4 separate regions of the Homo sapiens genome follow, and all the other regions are linked to region 3. A link is a loop called in an ENCODE intact Hi-C map of the cell type or tissue named here. Cell type or tissue: endothelial cell of umbilical vein. All regions are shown on one strand.

Region 1 (5,000 bases), 56 kb before region 3:
CTAAACATCCCAAAATGCTCGTGACCTTGATGATGACGATGAGGAGGAGGAGGATGATGGTAGGAATGGTGATAATGGTGGTGGTGATGGTGGTAATGATGATGGTGATGAAGATGGTGATGGTGGTAATGATGATGAGGATGATGGTGATGATGGTGGTGGTGGTGATGGTGGTAATGATGGTGAGGATGATGGTGATGAGGATGGTGATGACAGTGATCAGGATGGTGATGCTCATGGTGATCGTTTTATCATGGTGATCATGTTATCATGCTGATGGTAATGATGAGAATGATGATGGCAGCGATGACAATTGAGACAGTCACCTTAGGGTCTGCTGGGCATCCTGGCATGATCAATGCCAATTGTGTGCAAAGGTGCTTCATTGACTGTCTTGGAAAGGAAGGGTGAGTAGACATAGTTTGGTGCCCCTTCCCCCAAATAACCCACTTGGACCCAGTAAGTCGATGAATATTAGAGTTAAAGGGCACTTTCAAAACCTTGTGGTCCAATTCACTGATTTTACAGATGAAAAAATACTGAACGTCTGGACAAAGGAAGCTCTGGACAAGGTCTTTCTAATCTTGCTCAAGGCTATAGGTATCCATATGTTATGGGTAGCAATTTTTTAATCTATGGGGAGGGTGGCTGTTGAGATCACCAATGCTGTGTGCTTCATCCTCCTTAGACTTGCTCTGCCAGGCAGGCACAAGGGCTCAGTTCACCTACAAGGAGCTGAGCTAGGCTTTCCTTTGCCAGAGGATTACATCATCCAGACACTTTTCTTCCTAGGCTGTCCAGGACCCACTCCCAGTGGCAACCCCCATAGAAGCCAGAGGAGGTTCTCGGGGTTGGGGGGGGGGTGAGGTCAGGTGGAGTCACCACTTCCTTAAGAGGAAAATCTTGGCCCACAGGCAAGAGTTCTCATTTCTGAGTGAACAAATCACTGAAGAAAACAAACACCTGCTTTGTGTGTGTGCTTTTTCCTGATGGAGGGTTAAGGAAGAATTGACATTGGAGACACTGGTGTAGGTACATGCTGCCAAGTCAGAGCCCTCAGGAGATGAAAGCCCATTGCTAGTGTCCAGAGCAGCAGCCAAAATGGAGGAAGCTTCAGTCCCTGGCCCGTTCAGATTCAGAAGCTCTCAGGTTAACATTGAACATGTGACTTGCCTGGTGGGCAGATTTCTTGTAGCATCTGCGGAAGGCTCAGTGGGACTGGAATGGTGATGACCTCATTGGGTGTGTGGTGCTCTTTGGATCTGGCTACCGTTATTAAGCCCAGAGCAGCTTAAATGACTCCAAAGCCAGCCCCACACTCTCTATGGGACTTGGAAAATCCAGTGTTTATCCTTAGGGTGGAGGAGGGTTTTTTTGTGTTTTTTTGGTGGGGGAATTCAGGCTTACCTGGAGACATCTGTGCTGACCACAGAGCAGTCATGGGGCTTATTGGGAAAAGGACATGTGGCAGAACTAAGCCAAGGAGAAGGTAGATCCAGTACTACGGGGAGAATTTTCTGGGGAATCACGTTCCATAGAGTAACACAGTTTTGTCATAATGAGAGCTGTCCAAAGTACAATACTCGGATTAGAGAGCTGATCTGTCCACGACTGCAATTGTTCAAAAAGAGTGTAGATGACAACACAGCTGGGGACATTGTTGAATGGTTTCAAATTCTGGAGATAGAGAGAGTGGACTAAATTAAATCTAAGATCTGAGAGTCAACTAATTCACTTGAAAAGCCTACAGTCACTTGCTTCTATGTAAGTCTTTGGTACATAGTAATACCTCACTTAACAGGGCTTAAAATATCACGCACACTTAACCAGCTGAACGAGAGCCAAGAATTGGCAAGAAAATACAAAATGACTCTGAAAATCTTTCATGTATTTAATGAGGGCACCTAAGGATCTCATTCATGACCTAGTGAGTCCCACTTCAGACACAATCCTAGCAGACTTGACTGTCTGATCCCCCAGCTGTAGACAACCGAGAAAAGCACATTTAGAAAATCAAGGAAGAATATTACCATTTTTAACCCATTAATAACAGGGAATACATGTGAATAGCACATCACTAAGGTAGAAGGACCAAGATAACAAAATAGATAAAGTATTCAGAAGTATGGCAATCAGAGGCCATTTAACGAAAGGGCAAATAGTTGTACAAATTTTAGCAGCACACAAAGAAGGGAACAGGTTATGGGTCATCGATAAGAGATTCAGTTATCTTCAGGGATCTAGGTTAAATAGGACAGAATAATACACACAATATCTTATAAAGATTTGTAATAAAACATTAAAAGATAATCAATAACTTAGAAATTTGCAACACATATGGCAAACATATGATGAATATTCATATTATAAAATAACACCGGCCAGGCACGGTGGCTCACGCCTGTAATCCCAGCACTTTGGGAGGCCAAGGTGGGTGGATCACCTGAGGTCGGGAGTTCGAGAACAGCCTGGCCAACATGGGAAACCCTGTGTTTATTAAAACACAAAGCATTAGCCAGGCATGATGGTAGGCACCTGTAATCCCAGCTTCTCTGGAGGGTGAGGCAGGAGAATTGCTTGAACCCAGGAGGTGGAGGTTGCCGTGAGCCAAGATCGTTCCACTGCACTCCAGCCTGGGTGACAGAGCGAGACTCTGTCTCAAACAAAACAAAACAAAACAAAACAAAACACCTACGTATCAGTACAGAAATATAAACAACTGGAAGAGGAAAACAGACAAAGGCAGGATGTGATCAGACATCTCATGAAAACATGGCAGCAATGGCCAACGTTCACATGAAGTGTGCTTCAGCACTGTTAGTCATCAAATACAGGCACATGTTCAAAACAGGAGATCTTACTTTTGTCTGCCAGGTTGTCCAAAATTAAAAAGAACCAGAATGTTCCATGTTGGTTGGAATTTTGGGAAGTAAACCCCCTTCAAACATGGCTGGTCTATCTTTTGGAGAAGCCAAGTTGGAACTTTTTATCAAAATGCAATTTCTCCATTTACCAAATTTACCTAGAAATTTCATTCCTAGAAATTAACCCACTAAAAAATAAGCTAGGGGGCTGGGCACGGTGGCTCATGCCTGTAATCCTAGCACTTTGGAAGGCCGAGGCAGGCAGATCATGAGATCAGGAGATTGAGACCATGCTGGCTAACACAGTGAAACCCTGTCTTTACTAAAAATACAACAAATTAGCCGGGCGTGGTGGCAGGTGCTTGTAGTCCCAGCTACTCTGGAAGCTGAGGCAGAAGAATGGCATTAACCCAGGAGGTGGAGCTTGCAGTGAGCTGAGATAGCACCACTGCACTCCAGCCTGGGCAACAGAGCAAGACTCCGTCTCAAAAAAAAAAAAAAAAAAAAGCATAGAAACAGCCCCAAGTCCATTCATAGGGGACTGGGCAAAAACATCAAGAAATATTCATGCAGTGAAATGATATGAAACACATTTTAAATGAGATATCTTTGTAAATCAATGTGGACAGTGTATTATGAATGAAATACACAGTTAATGAAAAAAGGAAGTGGAAGAATTGTATATGTACTATAATTCTTTTGGCATAATAACGATATTATTATTCTTATTCAAACTTTGTTGATACCAAACTGTCTGAAATGATTCTCACTTCTTGGAAGACAATGTACTCTCTAGGAGCAAGGCCTTTAAAATTTTTTGCAAAAAAATCAGGGGGAGGTCTTTAAACCAAACTCATCCAATCCGTGGCCCAGAATGGCTTTGAATGTGGTCCAACACAAATTCGTAAACTTTCTTAAAACATTATGAGACGTTTTTTGCAATTTTTTTTTTTTTTAGCTCATCAGATATGGTTAGTGTATTTTATATGTGGCCCAAGACAATTCTTCCAATGTGGCCCAGGGAAGCCAAAAGATTGGACACCTCTGCAAACTTTTTATGTTAAAAAAGTGTTTTGTTTAACGCCACAGTTGAACAAACAATGCCTTTGGGGGTCTCAACCTCCATTTGATTCTACAGCATTAAATGCTTGTTGTTTTCAGCTTGTATAATTAGATGCTTTCTTTATGCTGTGTACTCTGCTAAGTCGTTACAAATATTACCTAATTTCACCTTCATTGCAACCCTCTAAGGTTGTACTTCCTTATCTGGGGCTGAGTTATTAAGAAAACTGCCTTAGGTGTCCCATTCAATAAGTGACATAACCAGGATTCAAACCAGGTCTATCAGCCTCCCAAATCTGGGTTCTTGGCAATTCACTCATTCATTCGTTTATTCACTCACCAAATATTTGCTGAGGACCCTTTTTGAGCAAAAATATACTGCACCTTTTTGTTTGCAAATATGATTAAGAATATAAACTTCGTGGACTCACTTCTAGAGTGCATGGGAGTTGGTCCCTACTTGAAGAATTCAGAGATAAAGGATGCGTATTCTGTTTCTCATATATCAGACATAGAATCTCCACAGTAGATTTGTTTTGCTCCCCTGCCTCCCCCCCCCTTTTTTTTCCCCCCTGGAGACAGAGTCTCGCTGTATCCCCAAGGCTGGAGTGCAATGGTGCGATCTCAGCTCACTGCAACCTCCTCCCCTGGGTTCAAGCAATTCTCCTGCCTCAGCCTCCCAAGTAGCTGGGATTACAGGCTACCGCCACCATGCCTGGCTAATTTTTGTATTTTTAGTAGAGACAGGGTTTTGCCATGTTGGCCAGGCTGGTCTCGAACTCCTGACCTCAGGTGATCTGCCCGCCTCGGCCTCCCAAAGTGCTGGGATTACAGGCGTAAGCCACCGCGCCTGGCCTGTTTTGTCTTTGTAACATCCATTTCATGACATAGAATAAGTCCTGAACTTAAAAACATTAGGAAATGGAAACCCTAACTCAGAGGAACTAAGAGGCCTTTCGGTAGAGTAAGAGGTAGTTAGACAAGTGGAGACAGAAGAATGAGACCGATTTGAGAAGAATAGCAAAAGTCATTCTGACTCAGGCTTAAAGGCTTAGGTGGGGGGCAGGGAAAGTC
Region 2 (5,000 bases), 62 kb after region 3:
AGATGTGAGCAAGTCTTTTTGGGGGGAAACATTTAACCCACGACAGTCACCCTTCCCTGAAGGCAATGGGAAAAAAGAAGCCCAGCAGAGGCAGCTGGAATCCCAGCTCACTTGCTTCCCGGCTGGGTGACCTGAAGCTCTGAGTCTTAGTTTCTTCATCTGGAAAATGGATCATGCCACACCGTGGATGTGTGAATTAACGGAGATGGCACATAGAAAGCCAGCAGTGTTGAACTTGGCCACGTAGTAAGGCCTCGATAACCGGCAATGCAGAATTACGTTTCCCTACCAATTAGTGGCCGACCACAGTCTACCCAACCAGCAGACAGCAACGCGTGAGGACTTGGAGGGCAACGGAAATGTGCTAAAGGGGCAATGAGGGTCCTTTCTGAATACGCACCCCCCAGTTGGAGGACTGGGTGGATCAGAGGAGAGTCCAGGGGACTTCCAGGCTGGAGATGGCCTGCGGTTAACCCCTCGTGCCCCATCGGGCAGGAGGCGGGCCCTTCTCCCATCTCTCCCTCCCTCTCTCCTGTTTATCGGGACTGTGGGTGCCAGCCCAGACGACATCATCCGCTGAGTTCCCAGCGTGTCAGCCAAGGGTGAGCCTCCCACGCGCCCTCGGAAGACAGAATTTTGGAGCACACGCAGTGGCATTCTTGGATAACGATGGCTGCCTTCTACGAGCTGAACCCCCTCCACAGACGTCTCCCTGCCAGCCCCTCGCCGGTCTTCCCGCCCTCTGCCCAGCTCCTGGGCCCCACAACAGGCCGGCACGAACGAGGTTTGGGAGCTCTGTGGTGGACTGAACCAAGCGACCCGGCCTTTCCCAGTCTGCACCCAGCACCCGGCGCCAGCACCGACCAGGGAAGGGGCCTTCGAGCAAGCCCGGGTTGGTGGTTTGGGGTTTGGAACATCCGTTTTCAGATAAAATCAGAAGTTTTTTTATTAAAAAAAAAAAGGAGAGAGAGAGAGACAATTTCAGAGACAGCCTGAAAAACAAAACAACCCTTTAGCTCTTTCTCTGAAATGACATCAGCGGCCACCACAAAGCCGAATCGGCCTCACTGCATTCAGGCCATCGGGATGTATCATTTCCCCTTCAAAATACCCACTGCGGCATCGTCCCCAGCCCCGCCGGCTCGGAGCCTGCTCCCTCAGTGGGAGCGGTGCGCTTTCCCACCCAGGCTGCAGAGGGGCTTGTAATTGGAAAAGTGCAAGTTGCAGATGAACTGGGAGCCGAGGCCAGGAAATGGGTTTATGGTGGCCAGCTTTGTCCTCCTTTTGCACTCGGTCTCTAAAGCACTGTCCACATGGGCATTTGGGTCCTGGGAGTCAAGAACGACCTTGCCCGGAACGAGCTGTCCCCTTGTCCCTCTCAGTGGATGTGTCCCTCCCACCCCAGGCCCCCACTCTGAGCCCGTCCTGTCCCCTCTCCCTCTAGACGCATCTAGACTCCCCAGCCCCCACCAACTAGCCGCCTCTGGAGCATTTAAGCTACATGGAAACTGGAGAACGTTTTAGAAATGGATGTTTGTTTCACTGAAGCAGCAATGCAATTGCATTTGAATTTGTTTAGCATCACATAAAAACAGACATATCAAAAATGACCAGAAAGAAATATTAATACAATGGCATATTACGAATTATCTGGTTGTCTGTGGCTAATGAGTTGTTTTTTCGTAATTCCTTCTTCTGTAAATTTTCTAAATTTTACTTTTGTAATACAAAAACGTTATTTATTAAAAACCACCAACTGAATCTTGTCTCGGGGCCAAAATGAGCTACTTAAGAGAGTGGAAAGTCAGCCTTTATAGAGAGCCAACAGCCTCCAGGGACTTATTTCTTTGAAGAGTCACTTTTTAAATCTCAGAAATAATCTGCATAGTTGAAACTTCTGCTCCTCTGGGATTGTTATTCCTTCATTAGTTAAAGTGATTTACTGAGTCACAGGAAATTTCACTGCTGGACCAAAAAGTGATTCAATTTCCCAAGCATTTACTGAGTGTTTTCCCCAAGCCTGGCTCCGGACTGATAAAGCTGCCCTGTTCCTGCCCTGGCGGGGACACTCAGTCTAGTAGATGCCCTGAGAGTCAGTTCTCTCAGTCATTCAACAAACGTAAATTGAGCTCCTACTCTGTGGCAGGCACTATTTTGGGGTGCTAGGAATAAAGCAGTCTACAATAGAGACAAAACTCCTCATCTTCCTGCAGCTTACATCTATGGCAAATGTGCAGAAAGAGTGTCTTAGTCTATTTTCTGTTGCTATAAAGTCATATCTGAGGCTGGGTAACTTATAAAGAAAAAAAGGTTTATTTGGCTCACAATTCTGGTGGCTGGAAAGTTCAAGATTGGGCATCTGCTTCTGGTGAGGACCTCAGGCTGCTTCCAGTCATAGCAGAAGGTGAAGGGGAGCTGTGTGTGCAGCAACCTCATGGGAGAGATGAGGCGAGTGAATGGGGGGAAGGTGCCAGGCCTTTTTAACAACCAGCTCTCATGGGAACTAATAGAGTGAGAACTCACTCACCCCTGAGGGAGGCCATTCATCTGTCCATGAGGGCCCCTCCCCATAACCCAAACACCTCCTATTGGGCCCCACCTCTAACACTGGGAATCAAATTTCAACCTGAGGTTAGGAGAAGACACACCCCAACCATAGCAAAGAGAAATGCACAAAACGCTCAGAAAACTCAGGGGAAGTGGCCATGATGGGAGAGAGGGTGCTACAGGCTGAACTGCACCCCTGAGAACTCATGTGTTCAAGTCCTACCCCCAGAGCAGCAGAATGTGACTACATTTGGAAATAAGGTCGCTGCGGGTGTTATGAGTGAAGATGAAGTCCTTAGAGCCCTAATCCATTCTGACTGGTGTCCTCAGAAAGAGGGAATGTGAGATGAGTAGGTTACCTGTTCACTCTGATGGTAGTTTCTTTTGCTGTGCAGAAGCTCTTTAGTTTAATTAGATCCCATTTGTCAATTTTGTCTTTTGTTGCCATTGCTTTTGGTGTTTTAGACATGAAGTCCTTGCCCATGCCTATGTCCTGAAAGGGCTAATATCCAGAATCTACAATGAACTCAAACAAATTTACAAGAAAAAAACAAACAACCCCATCAAAAAGTGGGCGAAGGACATGAACAGACACTTCTCAAAAGAAGACATTTATGCAGCCAAAAAACACATGAAAAAATGCTCATCATCACTGGCCATCAGAGAAATGCAAATCAAAACCACTATGAGATACCATCTCACACCAGTTAGAATGGCAATCATTAAAAAGTCAGGAAACAACAAGTGCTGGAGAGGATGTGGAGAAATAGGAACACTTTTACACTGTTGGTGGGACTGTAAACTAGTTCAACCATTGTGGAAGTCAGTGTGGCGATTCCTCAGGGATCTAGAACTAGAAATACCATTTGACCCAGCCATCCCATTACCCAAAGAACTATAAATCATGCTGCTACAAAGACACATGCACACGTATGTTTATTGCGGCATTATTCACAATAGCAAAGACTTGGAACCAACCCAAATGTCCAACAATGATAGACTGGATTAAGAAAATGTGGCACATATACACCATGGAATACTATGCAGCCATAAAAAATGATGAGTTCATGTCCTTTGTAGGGACATGGATGAGATTGGAAATCATCATTCTCAGTAAACTATCGCAAGAACAAAAAACCAAACACCGCATATTCTCACTCATAGGTGGGAATTGAACAATGAGATCACATGGACACAGGAAGGGGAATATCACACTCTGGGGACTGTGGTGGGGTGGGGGTAGGGGGGAGGGATAGCATTGGGAGATATACCTAATGCTAGATGACGAGTTAGTGGGTGCAGTGCACCAGCATGGCACATGTATACATATGTAACTAACCTGCACAATGTGCACATGTACCCTAAAACTTAAAGTATAATTAAAAAAAAAACCAAACAACAACAACAAAAAAAAAAAAAAAAAAGAAAGAGGGAATGTGGGCACGAGATAGGCATGCCTAGAGGGAAAGTGACTTGATGCAGGCAGAGACAGGGCCAAAGGCTCTCCACAGCCACCGGAAGGTGAGGGAGGGGCCAGGAGCAGAGCATTCCTGACAGCCTCCAAAGGAACCCACCCTGCCAACACCTTGCTCTCAAACTTCTGGCACCCAGAACTGTGAGAGGATCCATTTCTGCTGTTTAAGCCACCCCGTCTGGGGTTCTTTGTTAGAGCAGCTCAGGGAAAGGAATCCAGAGGGCTCCAGAGAGGGGCATCTGGCCTTGATAGGCAGGTAAGCAGAGTTCGCCAGCAGAACAGGAGACAGTGCTGGCAGTGACAGAAATAGGCTGGGTGCATTTCAGCAGACAGGGACTCTCTGCTGAAGGAGGAGGAAACTGGGGAGCTCCCACCTTGCTGGGAAGGCTGTGGAACAAAACTTGGCAAAAGGCAGAGACAAAAGAGACCAGACAGGAGGCAGAACAGGAGGAAAGTCTTGTTGAGCACAGTCTGGGCAGACATGCTTTGTGCAGAGGGCCTCCTCATGGTGTGGGGATGGCGGGGAGAGGGGAGGGGGGCAGGGGGTGAGCGCCAGTGATCACAGTTGTCCCTGTACTCACTCCATTCCTGATATGGTTTGGCTGACCATATCAAGATGGTCAAATCCCATCTTGAATTCCCATGTGTCGTGGGGGGGACCCGGTGGGAGGCAACTGAATGATGGAGGCAGGTCTTTCCCCTGCTGTTCTCGTGATAACAATTAAGTCTAATGAGACCTGATGACTGATTATAAAGGGGAGTTTCCCTACACAACCCTCTCTCTTTGCCTGCTGCCACCCACCTAAGATGTGACTTGCTCCTCCTTGCCTTCCGCCATGATTGTGGGGCCTCCCCAGCCATGTGGAACTGTAAGTCCAATAAACCTCTTTTTTTTTTTTTTTTTTTTTGTAAATTTCCCAACCTTGGGTATGTCTTCATCAGCAGTGTGAAAACAAACTAATAGGGTTCCTTTTGCCTT
Region 3 (5,000 bases):
CTTTCTGTCCGAACAACTTGACCTTACTGTTTTAGCCTAGCCCTCATGTCTGCGTGCAGCGGCTGCCGCTGCTTTAATACTTTTAGAGGCCCTCAAAATCACAAACTATGCTCAACTCACTCTCTACAGTTCTCATAACTTCCAAAATCTATTCTTTTCCTCATACCTGACACGTATACTTTCTGCTCCCCGGCTCCTTCAGCTGTACTCACTCTTTGTTGAGTCTCCCACAATTACCGTTGTTCCTGGCCCAGACTTCAATCCGGCCTCCCACATTATTCCTGATACCACACCTGACCCCCATGACTGTATCTCTCTGATCCACCTGACATTCACCCCATTTCCCCAAATTTCCTTCCTTCCTGTTCCTCACCCTGATCACGCTTGATTTACTGATGGCGGTTCCACCAGGCCTAATCGCCACACACCAGCAAAGGCAGGTTATGCTATAGTACAAGCCACTAGCCAGCCTCTTAGAACCTCTCATTTCTTTTCCATCGTGGAAATCTATCCTCAAGAAAATAACTTCTCAGTGTTCCATCTGCTATTCTATTACTCCTCAGGGATTATTCAGGCCCCCTCCCTTCCCTACACATCAAGCTCGAGGATTTGCCCCACCCAGGACTGGCAAATTAGCTTTACTCAACATGCCCTGAGTCAGATAACTAAAATACCTCTTAGTCTAGGGAGATGCTTTCACTGGATAGGTAGAGGCCTTTCCTACAGGGTCTGAGAAGGCCATCGCAGTCATTTCTTCCATTCTGTCAGACATAATTCCTCAGTTTAGCCTTCCCACCTCAATACAGTCTGACAACAGATGAGCCTTTATTAGTCAAATCAGCCAAGCAGTTTTTCAGGCTCTTAGTATTCAGTGAAACCTTTATATCCCTTACGGTCCTCCGTCTTCAAGAAAAGTAGAATGGACTAAAGGTCTTTTAAAAACACACCTCACCAAGCTCAGCCACCAACTTAAAAAGGACTGGACAATACTTTTACCACTTTCCCTTCTCAGAATTCAGGCCTGTCCTCGGAATGCTACAGGGTACCGCCCATTTAAGCTCCTGTATAGACGCTCCTTTTTATTAGGCCCCAGTCTCATTCCAGACACCAGACCAACTTAGACTGTGCCCCAAAAAAACTTGTCATCCCTACTATCTTCTGTCTAGCCATACTCCTATTCACCGTTCTCAACTACTCATACATGCCCTGCTCTTGTTTACACTGCCGGTTTACACTGTTTCTTCAAGCCATCACAGCTGATATCTCCTGGTGCTATCCCCAAACTGCCACTCTTAACTCTTGAAGTAAATAAATAATCTTTGCTGGCAGGACTATGCTGAATCTCCTTAGGCGCTCTCTAATCAGATGTCCTGAGACATCCCAATTCTTAGACCTTTTATACCTGTTTTTCTCCTTCTCTTATTCCATTTAGTTTCTCAATTCATCCAAAACCGTATCCAGGCCATCACCAATCATTCTATACGACAAATGTTTCTTCTAACATCCCCACAGTATCACCCCTTACCACAAGACCTCCCTTCAGCTTAATCTCTCCCACTCTAGGTTCCCACGCCGCCCCTAATCCTGCTTGAAGCAGCCCTGAGAAACATCGCCCGTTCTCTCTCCATACCACCCCCCAAAAATTTTCACCGCCCCAACACTTCAACACTATTTTGTTTTATTTGTCTTATTAAGAAGGCAGGAATGTCAGGCCTCTGAGCCCAAGCCAAGCCATCGCATCCCCTGTGACCTGCACGTATATATACGCCCAGATGGCCTGAAGTAACTAAAGAATCACAAAAGAAGTGAATATGCCCTGCCCCACCTTAACTGATGACATTCCACCACAAAAGAAGTGTAAATGGCCGGTCCTTGCCTTAACTGATGACATTACCTTGGGAAAGTCCTTTTCCTGGCTCATCCTTGCTCCAAAAGCACCCCCACTGAGCATCTTGCGACCCCGACTCCTGCCCGCCAGAGAACAAACCCCCTTTGTAATTTTCCTTTACCTACCCAAATCCTATAAAACGGCCCCACCCTTATCTCCCTTCGCTGACTCTTTTCGGACTCAGCCCACCTGCACCCAGGTGAAATAAACAGCTTTATTGCTCACACAAAGCCTGTTGTGTGGTCTCCTCACACGGACGCGCATGGAAGTGATCTTTGCTATTCTGGGTTTGTCTGCTGGAGGAAGAGGGAAATCACCTATTTGATTTTGTATTCATTCATGTCCTGTTCCTGGAGAATCTCTGTTGTGTGTCAGGCACAGCTGAGCCTCCCTGTATAGCCTCCTCTATCTTCCACCTACAGAGGAGGAAATGGAGCCTCAGAATCAGTGCCTTTCTTGTTTGTAAGAAACAGCTATGAATGCCTAGCTCCCCCTCGAATTTCAGTACTGCGTCCCACCATGCCGCACGGTGCCGATGAGCCGGCTGGACCTTCATGGCAATGGTGGCCCTCTAAAAATAGGATCCCCCACCCGGAGGAATGGGGCCACCACAGGAAGCAGCTCAGACCACTTCCAGGGGACATTCTTCTGCCTCCAGTAAGCTGAGGATAGAAGTGGAGCCGCTGACGGATGAATGGACTGTTTGCCTGAGTCATAAATCAACAGGGACCAGCCCTGCCTCTGAACGATTCTGGTCTCTACACTTCGCTCCTGATCACAGGCTGCAGAGGAAGCACGTCTCCCAGGCTGGGGCCGGCATCCGATCCAACGCTGCCTTTCCCTCTAGCAGCGGCTCCCGCAGGGAGGGTCTCCCTGTCCCTAGAACCGGAGCGTGAAAGTCAGCAAAGTCCCATAAATCACAGGAAATGAACTTCTGCCTCTTTAAATTCCTGCCGCCGTCCCCATCCCTCCCACAGCCACAAATAGATTTCTTTCAATATTGGCTCTGACCTCAGCCCTCCCCGCCCCCACGTCTCCTTCTCCACGTTTTTTTTTTTTTTTTTTCCCAGCAAACCCTACAAGGCAGAACTTACCCTGCTGACCTCACCAGCGTGGTTTCTTCTGTTGTGTGTGTGTTTTTGTTTTGCTGTGATGCCGATGACTTGCGGTTTGCCTCACACTTTGTAGTGTGCGTGGCAGTCGTATAAGAAAACAGCAAATTTGTCAGTTAGGCTTGTTATTTATTACAGGAACCATGGGGATGCCAGGCAGCCAGGCTGGCCCCTCCGCCCGCCACCTACCCCACGGTTGAAGGGGCTGCACTGGCCGGGGATGCCAGACCAAGGGCCCAGAGAAGAGGCACGGCTTCCGAGGGTGAGGAACAGCGAGGTCCTGGCAGCTGCCTCTCTTCGAACACAATGTTGAGGAGATGCTTTTTGTTTTTGTTTTTAAAATTCATTTCCATTGGTTTTTGGGGAACAGGTGGGGTTTGATTACGTAAGTTCTTTGGTGGTGATTTGTGAGATTTTGGCGCACCCATCACCCGAGCAGTATCCACTGCACCTAATTCGTAGTCATTTATCCCTCACCCTCTTCCCACCCTTCCCCACCGAGTCCCCAGAGTCCACTGTATCCTTCTCAAGCCTTTGCATGGGAGGATGCTTTTAACTGGTAAAAGGCAATAGTAGAAGTAACAGCCCGAGGGCTCTCCGTGGCCAGTGCCTCCCGAGATCTCGAGGGCACCCCTTCTCCCGCCTCCCCTCCCACCTCCACCTAGGCCACACGGGCCATGCCGGCCCCAGAGCTCCCGTGCCACGGGCAAAACACAGCTGTGTCTCAAAACCCTACGCCCAAAGTGCCTTCTCCCAGGCTTCCTTCCAGCTCATCCGCCACCTTTCTCTGCACTTGGCCCAGACGTCGTCTTTCAAGTCCGGCCTCCCCTAGACCTCGGCTTCTAAAATTGCAAAGCACCCGCACTCCAACAGGCCTCCGTGCCTGGCTCTCCTCTACACCTTCGTCCCCACCTGCGTTACTGATCTCTGTGACTTACTGGCTTCTTCCCCCGAGGAGGGCATGAGCTGCACGACAATGGCTTTGTATCTGTGAGAAGCTCTAATCGTATTTGCTGTTTATTGTGGGCTGGGTTGCATCCCCCCAAACTCACACGTCGAAGTCCAACCCCCAGGATGTCATAATGTGACTGTGTTTGGAGATAGGGCATTTATGGAGGTAATTAAGGTAGAATGAGGTCACCAGCATGGGAGCTAATCCAGTAGGACTGGTGTCTCCGTAATAAGAGGAGATGAGGACACAGACACGCACGGAGGGCGACCTTGTGAGGACACAGAGAGAAGACAGCTCTTACAAGCCAAAAAGAGAGGGCTTGGAGGAAGCAGTCCTGCCGGCACCTTGATCTCAGACTTCCGGCTTCCAGAACTGTTAGAAAATAAATCTCTGTCATTTAAGCCACCCGGTCTGTGGCACTTTATGTTCAATAAATACCTATCAGATGAATAAATGAATCAATGAGCCAGGTGTGGTGGTCCACGCTTGTAATCCAAGCACTTTGGGAGGCTGAGGTGGGCGGATTACCTGAGGTCAGGAGTTCGAGACCAGCCTGGCCAACTTGGGGAAACCCCCACCTCTACTAAAAATACAAAAATCAGCTGGATGTAGTGGCGAGAGCCTGTAATCCCAGCTACTCAGGAGGCTGAGGCAGGAGAATTGCTTGAACCTGGGACGCAGAGGTTGCAGTGAGCTGAGATTGTGCCACTGTACTCCAGCCTGAACAACAGAGTGAGACTGTCAAAAAGAGAGAGAGAGAAAGAAAGATTGAGAGAAGAAAGATAGAAAGAAAGGAAAGAAAGAAAGGTAAAGAGAAAGAAAAGAAAGAGAGAAAGAGAAAGAAAGAAGAGAGAGAGGAAGGAAGGAAGGAAGAAAGGAAGGAAGGAAACTAGAACTTATCAGACACTTCACAAGTGGGGAACCGTTCCTAGCTGAGGCTTGGTGGACTTGGGAGGATATTAGTAATGCAGATGTTTTGCTCCTAAGACTCCAAGACTGTTTTGCTCCTTCATTCTTTGCACACAATTCCGTGGCCATTCTACTCATT
Region 4 (5,000 bases), 170 kb after region 3:
CCACTGAATCAGCAAATGCAGAAGGAGACCCAAAAGCTGGGCGGGACTTCCCAAATGATGCACTTATTTATAGCACACCTTGTTCCCAGAAATGATCGAAAGGCTCTAAACAGAGGCAGTTGGTGCACATGCTCTCACTGCGTTTTTGAAAAGCCCAACCCTCTGCTTTCCCTGTAGAGCAGGAAGGTTGAAAAAGGAAGGAAAAGCCTGGCAGAATTAAAGGTGAGTGGCATCTTCCCAGACACAGTGGCATTCCCTGCCGGGGCTGCATGGCACGGTATGATAAATGCAGGTCACTCAGACCAAAGATTCCTTTCTCTTCCTCTTTTTCTCTTCTGTGTTCCACGTAAACCTTAATGGCTGGTCATGACAGTTTACTATGAACACGACACTATGGAAGCACCTTGCCAACCTGTGTGACGTTCATGAATCCCGGAGATAACCCTCTCAATGCTATGACTGTTTTCAGCCGAGAGACTGTCCCAGAGTGCTTAAGGTGATCTGTCTGATGTCACCTGAATCTTAGTAAGGGCCTGAGTTGGTGCACATGGATTCAGCCTTAGAGAGAGGGACTCCACTAGGAAGGCCACCTGTGAAAATAACACAAGACAGATGGAGACCCAGGGCCAGAGGGCCGCTGAGACAGGTGAGGCCCAGGGTCTCCACGACCTCGCAGCCTGGGTGGGCATAGACTGAGGTTCCAGAGCATGAAGCTGCACCTCAGGACACAAAGGGGGTGGAAGCCTCCCAGCTCCATCCCCTAAATGGGTCTGGGATGCCAGCAGCTTTACCAACCATGCCCCCTTCCCTCTTCACACACCCACCACCCAGGATGAAGTCCCCACAAGGCTGACACTCAGACAAACCTAGCCCTCTGCTTTTGCTCTACAGCAGGAAGGTTGAAAAGGGAAGAGAAAGCCTGGCACAAATTACAGGTGGGTGGTGTCTTCCCAGACCCAGTGGCTGTCCCTGAAGAGCGGCTGCCAGCCTTCCAATCTCCCCTGAAACCGTCCGCCCCCTTCCTTACATGCCTATGTCAAAAAGCAAACATTTCAAACGTCTTCGTGAGCTGAGGCCATGCAAGAGGCAGGCAGGGAACGCTTCTCAAAGTTTGGGAAAGCATTTCAAATATGTGCTGCAAGGAAGTGCTCACTGGGAGGCAAGGGGCGGGCTCTCTGGGTAGCTCTGACCCGGCCTGTCCCACTCACCTGGAACAAAGGCACTGGACTCCAGACCCCCAACCAGCCTCAGCCTACTGGCACCTAAGGCATAAAACCTCAGGTCTCTACTTACCCACCTTCATCCCACTGAGAGAGTCAGCCAGGGACCCAGGCAAACACACGTTCCCAAGGTGCCAACCACAGGCTCGGAGACCCCAGCACTTTCTCCAGACACGTGGCTCTGCCCACCCTTCAATGAGTGTCTTATCTTGGTGTCTCCAGCTCCACCCAGCTCATGTTTTCAGTTAACAATAAGTTCCCATCAACCAACCTTGCCCAACACCCCCACCCCCTTTTTTGGATGGGGGTGGGGAGGAGGAGTGAGGAGACCTTCACAAGCACACAGGGTTCATTTTCACCGGTGAGCTGGGAGCTCTGTTCACAAGCCTCTCCCTGCGCCAGCAGCAACCCCCATGCAGTCACTGGGTAAAGAGAAGGGGACGGACCCCCGAAAGATTTATGAGCCAAGCGCAGAAGTTCCCAGGACCCTGTGTTTTCTTCTGCGTCTGGTTTCTGATCTTCATGTCTTGGTGGCAGGAGGGTCAGCAGCATAAGTGAGGCCCCATGGCAGCAGCCCTGGCTATGCCCAGAAGGGGAGCGCAGCGCAGCCCTGGCCACCTGGTCATTTTACAGATAAAGAGACCAAGGCCAGGCAGGGGAAGTGGTTTGTTCACACAGAAAGATGTGGTCTTCTCATTCCTAGCCCAGTGCTCCAGCAATTCCCGGACAAAAGTCACAGCAAGATTTGCATCTTCAGGGATAGGTCACCTATTCCAGAGCAGTGATGGCCTTTTGACCACAGACCCAAGCCCAGCCTTCCAGAGGCCTGGGCACGGCCAGCAGGATGCAGGCAGTCCCTCTTCCTGAAAGCTGTGAACTTGGGGTGGAGCCTCAGAGGTTACACAAGATGGCCCATTCGAGGAGGCTACTCTGGCTATAGCCTCTCTGGGGCTGAGAATGTACGGGATGCTCAGAGGCCATGGGGGTCTCTCCGGGTGGCCCATATCTGTCATAACCGGACTGTGCTTAGAGTCAGAAGCCACCCAGCCAAAACCCGCCAGGGACGCAGCGTTAAATCAATGGGAAGGTCTCTGCCATGGTGTTCGGGCACTTTCATTTTATTTGCCACACCTTTGTGATTAGCCCTGCGATATCTTCTTACTGGGTCAGGAAGGCACAGGGTTATCAGACAGACTTCGTGCAAACTGCATTTGCGTGGTCTGCAGAGCCGCCCCAGCCCAGAGTCCCTGCAGCCTGTGGCAGACACTCTGACCCTACCATCCTCAACCTCCTTCCACCTTTCCTTGAAAGGCCCAGAACCTCCTGAGGACCAGAAGGCAACAGGAAAAGGTGGTAGATGAGTGAATCAAGAATAGCCAATGCCCCGGGCACGTACTTTTTGTACACTGGGCAGCAGACGAGCAGGGTGGCTGCCAAGATGCAAAACTGTTGGTGAGAACGTTGGCTATTCACAGCACGTGCTGTGGAATCTTCCCACTCTGCTGGGAGAGCAACAGATGCCCCAGAGGCCATTAAGCCCCCAGGCCTGAGGTCCACACAGGCACTGCAGGACGCAGGGGTTGCAGAAGACAGGGGCTGCACAGAGCTCTGAGCCAGCTCACAGCACAAGGGGCCACCGGCCTTCTAGCACTTACCGCACCTATCCCTGTCCCCACTGAAACGAGGAAACCTTGAGTGACAGGGCCCTCAGATGAGTCCCAAAATCCCCAGGCCGCTACACACTAAGGGCCTGGTTCTCCACTCTGCTGCCGCCGAAGACCTGAATAAAGCTTCAGATACAATCCCCCCGTTGCCCACGTTCCCCAAGGAGTGGAAAAAACCCCTCCCGATAACCTCCACAAGGGCCACTCACTTGGGCTTCCGGCCCCCACACAGCAGGACTTCTTTAAAAAGGCTTCCTAAAGGTGCAAAAGCCCAGCTTAGTTTCAACAGCAGAGCTGGGGGCTCTCAGCCACACCGTCGCTCTCCTTTATTTTCCGTGTGTCTCTCAGGCCTCGCCACTAACAGGACACCAACGGTTTCAAAGCTTACGATGAGGGCAAGCTTTCAGAAAGATTTCTTTAAAACGTCTAGGGAAGGGAAAAAGCCAGCTCGCTTACCGTCTGGAATACTCTCCTCTTCTCCTGGGGCAAATAGCATGAAGCGAGCAGAAGTAAAATGAAACCATCACGGCAGACGCAGGCAAGGAGCTTGGGCCACCTTCTTCTGCAGCTTGGAGAGGGTCTCTCCCCACCCCTACCTCCTTAACTTCCTCCTCCTGTTCACTCAACCAAAGCCCGTCTGGCCTGGGGCCTGCTGAAAGTCTAGCACCCGGACACCCGGGAACCCGCACATTATGAAAAAGAATGAGACAGCCGCCAAGTCTTAACTGTGTGCCACCTCTGGGGCCACAGATTGAAAGAGTCTGTGTTGCACATGTGGGGAAAATTATTATGCTTTAAGCTTCCCCTAATTCTATTTCAACATAGCGTGGAGATAAAGTGCCATGTTGAAAACAACAAGAAAAACACCCGGGTTACGTTCAGCGCCACTGCATCAAGCAAAATCACCTTTAGCAAAATCATCTGGTCTTGAAACGTTAAGCTCACAAAGAACTTCAGCATTAGCAAGGTACAGCTCACCTGCTGGGGTGGGAATTGATGAAGCTTTGGTCCCCAAATTCACACATAGAGGCCAGCAGGGGAGTGGTGGACTTCAGCCATTGAAATAGATAATAAAGCCATTTCGTCAGCTACATTTCACAAAAACTATGTTACTATTAAAAATGTAAAAGACGAGATATTAACATTGAAAACAAAAAATAATCTCTATTATTTAACATATTGAAAAACTTGAATTTAGAACTCTAAAAATATCATAAATTATTTTTGAAGGGTAATGAGGTTTTAAAATTTTTCACTGCGATGAGGGTGTAGATTTAGACATGACATTGAGAAGTAATAAAGTCTGAAATTCCCCTCTGATCTGGCCGCTAAGGGGGATGGATATCAAACGCTAGAAAATCCGTCCCCTTCAGACCTTCATTGGCCCAGTTCAAATTCTCTGGAAAACTATTAAAGCAGGCAAAGAGGCTCAAATTTTATAAAATCGGGGGAAAGCAGGACTCACCCTGGGTTGCAGTTAGCAAACGGGAAATGTTTATTCTTCCCTTCCTTCACCTCCTAAACTGGGGACGGCTGGACACTGAGATGGAGTGGCACTGTTTGTTTTGACAATTAGCATGTTTTTGTGCATTTAAGAAAATGCATCACGGCAAACTCATGGTCCGGTCCTTCAGGCAGCCCCCTCCAACTGGGCGGTTTCTCGAAAAGAAAAAATCCTAGAGTGGGATTTTAAAATTAATCAAAAGCCTTTTTCTGTCACTAAACAAGACAGCAGGTGTGTGCTCCTATTCTCTGGTCGTTTTTATGTGTCTACACATATACCCACCTGTGTAACAAAAATAATCAAAGCAGGTGGGTTTGCAAACACACCTCGTTTGTAAAAAATGCAACAACACAAACACACTGTCCAAACTTTGGGCAGAAAAAACAACATGGGTTTATTTTAAGGTAAGTACAACGATTAAGACCACGTAAGACAAACACAGATGAAGTTAGAGTTTTTAAGCTTTTTTTTTTTTTTTCTTTTAGGAATACTCAGGGTGGAACCTACTATACAAAACCATCACACTTTGTAAATAAAAAGTATCAGATACTTGACTTCTTTATCCACCAACAAAAAAATAAATTATTTTCTTGTTTTGTAAAAGACCTACAA

The links. Hi-C counts contacts between places; a loop is a spot of excess contacts. Peaks named below come from ENCODE experiments on the same cell type or tissue, not always from the same donor. Only the 100,000 strongest peaks of a DNase experiment are listed, where the experiment ranks them.
Region 1: a loop joins it to region 3, with 3 times the contacts of the local background. A loop is called at or near these places in 4 of 110 quality-filtered maps.
Region 2: it touches region 3 in a loop (6-fold over the local background); 10 of 110 quality-filtered maps call a loop at or near these places.
Region 4: it touches region 3 in a loop (5-fold over the local background); 27 of 110 quality-filtered maps call a loop at or near these places.

Annotation. Positions count from the first base shown.
Region 1 is chr16:86,794,682-86,799,681 of GRCh38, reverse strand. No RefSeq gene overlaps it. Among named protein-coding and RNA genes, the nearest start is that of LINC02188, 75 kb to the right of the region's middle. In endothelial cell of umbilical vein, no CTCF peak of the experiment used is centred here; DNase peaks (open chromatin) are centred at 831 and 2,771; H3K27ac peaks cover 1,186 bases.
Region 2 is chr16:86,677,284-86,682,283 of GRCh38, reverse strand. No RefSeq gene overlaps it. Among named protein-coding and RNA genes, the nearest start is that of LINC02189, 42 kb to the left of the region's middle. In endothelial cell of umbilical vein, no CTCF peak of the experiment used is centred here; DNase peaks (open chromatin) are centred at 613, 1,133 and 1,983; H3K27ac peaks cover 2,946 bases.
Region 3 is chr16:86,739,172-86,744,171 of GRCh38, reverse strand. No RefSeq gene overlaps it. Among named protein-coding and RNA genes, the nearest start is that of LINC02188, 20 kb to the right of the region's middle. RefSeq lists an enhancer at 1,139-1,885. In endothelial cell of umbilical vein, no CTCF peak of the experiment used is centred here; a DNase peak (open chromatin) is centred at 2,841; H3K4me3 peaks cover 681 bases; H3K27ac peaks cover 2,187 bases.
Region 4 is chr16:86,569,486-86,574,485 of GRCh38, reverse strand. FOXC2 (forkhead box C2) reads right to left here. Exons shown (of 1, transcript NM_005251.3): 1 at 4,758-5,000. Among named protein-coding and RNA genes, the nearest start is that of FOXC2-AS1, 4.2 kb to the right of the region's middle. RefSeq lists an enhancer at 3,644-4,145. In endothelial cell of umbilical vein, no CTCF peak of the experiment used is centred here; DNase peaks (open chromatin) are centred at 2,035, 2,675, 2,895 and 3,125; H3K4me3 peaks cover 2,947 bases; H3K27ac peaks cover 4,147 bases.